Linked DNA regions of Homo sapiens: region 2 is linked to region 1. A link is an interaction called in ENCODE POLR2A ChIA-PET data of the cell type or tissue named here. Cell type or tissue: Caco-2. All regions are shown on one strand. Each heading gives the region's core, and the rest is flanking DNA. Links, peaks and the distances in the headings are about the cores only. Region 1 holds the start of SERPINF2 (serpin family F member 2). Region 2 overlaps PRPF8 (pre-mRNA processing factor 8).

The links. ChIA-PET counts read pairs that join two places held together with the same protein. Peaks named below come from ENCODE experiments on the same cell type or tissue, not always from the same donor. Only the 100,000 strongest peaks of a DNase experiment are listed, where the experiment ranks them.
Region 2: POLR2A ChIA-PET joins it to region 1 with 6 read pairs; 2 of 35 experiments call an interaction of 5 or more read pairs at or near these places.

The regions. Positions count from the first base shown.
Region 1 is chr17:1,741,035-1,743,938 of GRCh38, forward strand. SERPINF2 (serpin family F member 2) reads left to right here and starts at 1,837. Exons shown (of 10, transcript NM_000934.4): 1 at 1,837-1,874. In Caco-2, for the core only: no CTCF peak of the experiment used is centred there; a DNase peak (open chromatin) is centred at 1,827; H3K4me3 peaks cover 706 bases.
Region 2 is chr17:1,663,240-1,666,143 of GRCh38, forward strand. All of the region lies in intron 24 of PRPF8 (pre-mRNA processing factor 8), which reads right to left. Among named protein-coding and RNA genes, the nearest start is that of RILP, 15 kb to the left of the region's middle. In Caco-2, for the core only: no CTCF peak of the experiment used is centred there; no DNase peak of the experiment used is centred there.

The sequences.
Region 1 (2,904 bases), core at 308-2,807:
GGAGTGAGGCGCAGGACAGTGAGGGTGGGAAGGGGCCTGATGCAGGGAGTGAGGCGCAGGACAGTGAGGGTGGGAAGGGGCCTGATGCAGGGAGTGAGGAGCCGGACACTGAGGGTGGGAAGGAGCCTGATGCAGGGAGTGAGGCGCAGGACAGTGAGGGTGGGAAGGGGCCTGATGCAGGGAGTGAGGCGCAGGACAGTGAGGGTGGGAAGGGGCCTGATGCAGGGAGTGAGGAGCCGGACAGTGAGGGTGGGAAGGAGCCTGATGCAGGGAGTGAGGCGCAGGACAGTGAAGGTGGGAAGGGGCCTGATGCAGGGAGTGAGGCGCAAGACAGTGAGGGTGGGAAGGAGCCTGATGCAGGGAGTGAGGCGCAGGACAGTGAGGGTGGGAAGGAGCCTGATGCAGGGAGTGAGGAGCAGGACAGTGAAGGTGGGAAGGAGCCTGATGCAGGGAGTGAGGAGCCGGACAGTGAGGGTGGGAAGGAGCCTGATGCAGGGAGTGAGGAGCTGGACAGTGAGGATGGGAAGGAGCCTGATGCAGGGAGTGAGGAGCAGGACAGTGAGGGTGGGAAGTGGCCTGATGCAGGGAGTGAGGCGCAGGACAGTGAGGGTGGGAAGGAGCCTGATGCAGGGAGTGAGGAGCAGGACAGTGAGGGTGGGAGGCGGCCTGATGCAGGGAGTGAGGAGCCGGACAGTGAGGGTGGGAGGCGGCCTGATGCAGGGAGTGAGGAGCAGGACAGTGAGGGTGGGAAGTGGCCCGATGCAGGGAGTGAGGCGCAGGACAGTGAGGGTGGGAAGGAGCCTGATGCAGGGAGTGAGGAGCCGGACAGTGAGGGTGGGAAGGAGCCTGATGCAGGGAGTGAGGAGCCGGACAGTGAGGGTGGGAAGGAGCCTGATGCAGGGAGTGAGGAGCAGGTGTGAGGGCGGGAAGCGGCCTGATGCAGGGAGTGAGGAGCAGGACAGTGAGGGTGGGAAGGGGCCTGATACAGGGAGTGAGGAGCAGGACAGTGAGGGTGGGAAGGAGCCTGATGCAGGGAGTGAGGAGCCGGACAGTGAGGGTGGGAAGCAGCCTGATCTTTGCACGGGCTGCCAGGCTTCTGGTTCATACAGCCCCAGGTCAGTTTCCAGAACCCTCGCTCTTGGGTAGGGGAAAGAGACATTGCTCTGGAGTGGCAGGACGGTGGGAGAAGTTGAGTCCCTCTCATTTCTCCTCCCTCACCCCCTGCCTTCCATCCCAGTCTGAAGGCAGCCAACCTGATCCTGGGCTTGGAAGGTTGGGGGTGGGCTTCCTATCCTGGGCTCTCTGCATAGGCTCTTGTGGCTTCCCCTTTCCTCCCCTCAGGAGCGGGAGGCAGCTCTCTGGGAGAAGAAAGGACATTGGGAGTGAGAATCTGGATGTGCCTCAGCCCAGCTCTGTGTCCTTGGGCAGGTCACATGGCCTCTCTGAGCCTGGCTGAACCAGGGATAATCCACACCTCGTGGGGTCTCTGGAAGGCTTAACACAGTGCTAGGTTCCTGTGCTTTCTGGATCCGCCCTCTTGGCTAGCCAGATCCAGTCTCTTCAACTCTCTCCTCCTGAACTTTCTCTTTCCAGGCTCGGGGGGGGGGACCCAAATATAGGGGGTTCTGCGTGGCTGCCTCAGGGTTAGATGCCCTGGTGGGAAAGGGGCTTCTGGCTTCAAGATCAATGTTTAACTGGATGTGCAAGTCAATATTTACCAGAAGAGAAAGCAATCTGAACAGGGGTTGGCTGAGAGTAAAGGTCCTGGTGGGAGGGGAGGGGTGGGCTGGGCCAGCTGGAGCCTGGGCAGAGAGTGAGGAGCACCCAAGTGGGGCCAGAGGAACGTTGTGTGTGGCAGCAAGGAGCCCGCAGAGGTATGAGGGGAGGGGCTGCTCGGCCTGCTCCTTGGGTAGGAGAGGAGGAGGGAGCTGCCTCCCTGGCTGAGGGGTCTGGGATTTATTCAGGAGGCCTGTCACTCCCCAGCCTCTTCTGGGACTTGAAAAACTGGAGCCTGTTCTTGGCAAGAAGATTCTAATGCCCAGGTCGGAGTCGGGGCCCTGGCCAAGGGCTCTTGTGTGGGATGGGGGTGGGGCCGGGGGGACCAAAGGATCCTCCAGAAGGGTTGGCCCCAAGATGGGGGTGGGCTGGAGGTAGCTGAGACCTGCTCTGACTTATCCTCCTGAGACCAACACCTGCCCTTCCCAGAGCCAGCCTGGAGCAGAGGCCTGTGATGCTCCTAAGTGCAGAGGTGGCTCTGGCCAGAGTCATTCACTGGGCTCTGCTGCTGGGTCAAAAGGCAGCTCTCTGGCTGCCTTGCCACCCATGGTGAGACCTCAGGGCCTCACAGGTATGTCCAGCCTTGTGGGCAAGACCTGACCAGCCTGAGAAAGACGGGTTGGGGCCAGGCGTGGTGGCTCATGCCTGTCATCCCAGCACTTTGGGAGGCTGAGGCAGGTGGATCACCTGAGGTCAGGAGTTCGAGACCAGCCTGACCAACATGGAGAAACCCTGTCTCTACTAAAAATACAAAATTAGCCAGGCATGGTGGCACATGCCTGTAATCCCAGCTACTCGGGAGGCTGAGGCAGGAGAATCGCTTTAACCCAGGAGGTGGAGGTTGCAGTGAGCCGAGATCGTGCCATTGCACTCCAGCCTGCATGATAAGAATGAAACTCCATCTCAAAAAAAAAAAAAAAAAAAAAAAAGACAGGCTAAATGGATGCAGCAGGCTGGGTAGGAGCTCTGTGTTGGAGCTCTGCGGTGGAGGCTTCAGGGCAGGCTTCCCAGAAGAGGTGGCCTTGAGCCAAGCTGACCCCAGCCATCGGGGGAGTGCCAAGCATTGTACTCAGGGTTTACAAAGATGGTCTTATTTATTTTTTTGAGACAGAGTCTTGCTCTGTCGCC
Region 2 (2,904 bases), core at 265-2,764, 78 kb before region 1:
AAAGTCACAAAACAACTAAATTCAGAAGAAGGCAGGACAAGAGAAAAGCAGAAAAAATAATTTAAAAAAAAAAGAGTAAGACGGTAGATTTAAACTGAGCTACATTGCCACATTGATAGTTACATTAACCTTAATTGAGGTATTTAGACCATTTGTAAGGCAAACATTGTCAAATTGGATTTAAATAAAAAGGCCGGGCATGGTGGCTCACACCTGTAATCCCAGCACTCTGGGAGGCTGAGGCGGGCCTCGGGGTCAGGAGTTCGAAACCAGCCTGGACAGCATGGTGAGACCCCCCGTCTCTACTAAAAATACAAAAATTAGCTGAGCGTGGTGGCACGCGCCTGTAGTCTCAGTTTCTTGGGAGGCTGAGGTAGAAGAATCGCTTGAACTCGGGAGGCAGAGGTTGCACTGAGCCAAGATCATGCCACTGCACTCCAGCCTGGGCAACCAAGGAAGAGACTCCATCTCAAAAAAAAAAAAAAAAAAAAAAAAAAAAAGAGCCAACTATATGCTGTCTATAGGAAATAAACTTTAGTTACAAAGACACAGATTAACAGTAAAAAGATGGAAAAATACACCCATGCAAACACAAAACAAAGCTGGAGTGGCACTACTGATTAAGACAAAGACTTCAGACCATGGAATGTTATCAGGAATACAGAGGGATATTTGATACGATAAAGTAGTCAACTCGTTCAGAAGACCTAATAATCCTAAATACATTATGTAACTAATAACAGAATTTCAAAAATGATGGACCTGAAAGACAATAAACTCACAGCTGTAGTTGGATCTTTCTCTCAAGCAAGACAGGGTCTTGCTCTGTTGCCCAGGCTAGAGTGCAATGGCACCATCTCCACTCATTGCAGCCTCCACCTCCCAGGCTCAGGAGACTCTCCCGCCTCAGCCTCCCAAGCACCTGGGACTACAGGCGTGTACCACCACACCCAGCTAATTTTTGTATTTTTTTTGTAGAAATGGGGTTTCGCTATGTTGCCCAGGCTGGTCTCGAACTCCTGTGCTCAAGCAATCCACCAGCCTCAGCCTCCCAAACTGCTGGGATTACTAGAGATTTCTAATACTCCTCAGTAATCGATAGAAGTATACAAAAAATATCACTAAGGATATAGAAGACTTAAGCAATGTAACCAACTGACTGGACCTAATGTTTGTAAAACACTCAACCTAACAATAGCAGAATACAGATTAACAGATATTTTCCAGCACACATAGGACAGGCACCAAGAGAGACTGTACGCTAGGACATCAAAAAGTCAGCCTCAGCCAGGTGCAGTAGCTCATGCCCGTAATCCCAACTCTTTGGAAGGCTGAGGCAGGAGGATCGCTTGCGCCCAGGAGTTTGGGTCCAACCTAGGCAAGAGTGAGATCCCACCTCTAAATGAATTAATTATTAAAAAAAAAATCTTGATACATTTTTTAAAACTAAGATCATATACAACATGTTTCCTAATCATAATGGAATCAAAGCAGAAACTAATAAGGGAAACCCCCAAATATGTAAACAGCATAATTTGAAACAACCTAAGGTGAAATATGAACTCATAAGGGAAATTAGAATATACTTTTAACTAAATAAAAATGAAAACACAACATATTAAAATGTGAGGAATGGGGCCGGGCACGATGGCTCATATCTGTAAGCCCAGCACTTTGGGAAGCCAAGGCGGGTGAATCACGAGGTCACGAGTTCAAGACCAGCCTGGCCAACATGGTAAAAACCTGTCTCTACTAAAAATACAAAAAAAAATTAGCTGGGTGTGGTGGCGGGCACCTGTAATCCCAGCTACTTGGGAGGCTGAGGCAGGAGAATCGCTTGAACAGGGTAGGCGGAGGTTGCAGTGAGCCGAGATCGTGCCACTGCACTCTAGCCCGGGCGAAAATGTGAGACTCTGCCTCAAAAAAAAAAAAAAAAAAAAAGGGAGGAATGCAGCTAAAGCAATGCTGAGAGGAAAATTTACAGAAGTGAATAATACTATTAGAAAAAGAGAAAGGTTGGCCAGGCACGGTGGCTCACCCCTGTAATCCCAGCACTTTGGGAGGCTGAGGTGGGTGGATCACGAGGTCAGGAGATCAAGACCATCCCAGCTAACACGGTGAAACCCGTCTCTACTACAAATACAAAAAATTAGCTGAGCATGGTGGCAGGCGACTATAGTCCCAGCTACTCAGGAGGCTGAGGCAGGAGAATGACACAAACCCAGGAGGCGGAAGTTGCAGTGAGCCAAGATTGCGCCACTGCACTCCAGCCTGGGCGACAGAGCAAGACTCCGTCTCAAACAAAAAAAAACGAGAAAGGTCAGCTGGGCACGGTGGCTCACGCCTGTAATCCCAGCACTTTGGGAGGACGAGGCAGGTGGATCACGAGGTCAAGAGTTCAAGACCAGCCTGGCCAAGATGGTGAAACCCTGTCTCTACTAAAAACACACAAAAAAATTAGCCGGGTGCGGTGGCAGGCATCTGTAATCCTAGCTACTCGGGAGACTGAGGCAGGAGAATCGCTTGAACTCAGAGGGCGGAGGTTGCAGTGAGCTGAGATCGCGCCACTGCACTCCAGCCTGGGTGAGAGAGTGAGACTCCATCTCAAAAAAAAAAAAAAAGAAAAAGAGAAAGGTCCAGGCCAGGTGCGGTGGCTCACACCTATAATCCCAACACTTTGGGAGGCCGAGGCAAGCTGATCAGGTGGTGGTCAGGAGATCGAGACCATCCTCGCAAACACGGTGAAACCGCGTCGTAGTAAAAATACAAAAAAAAATATTAGCCGGGTGTGGTGGTGGGCACCTGTAGTCCCAGCTACTTGGGAGCTGAAGCAGGAGAATGGCGTGAACCCGGGAGACGGAGCTTGCAGTGAGCAGAGATCGCGCCACTGCACTCCAACCTGAG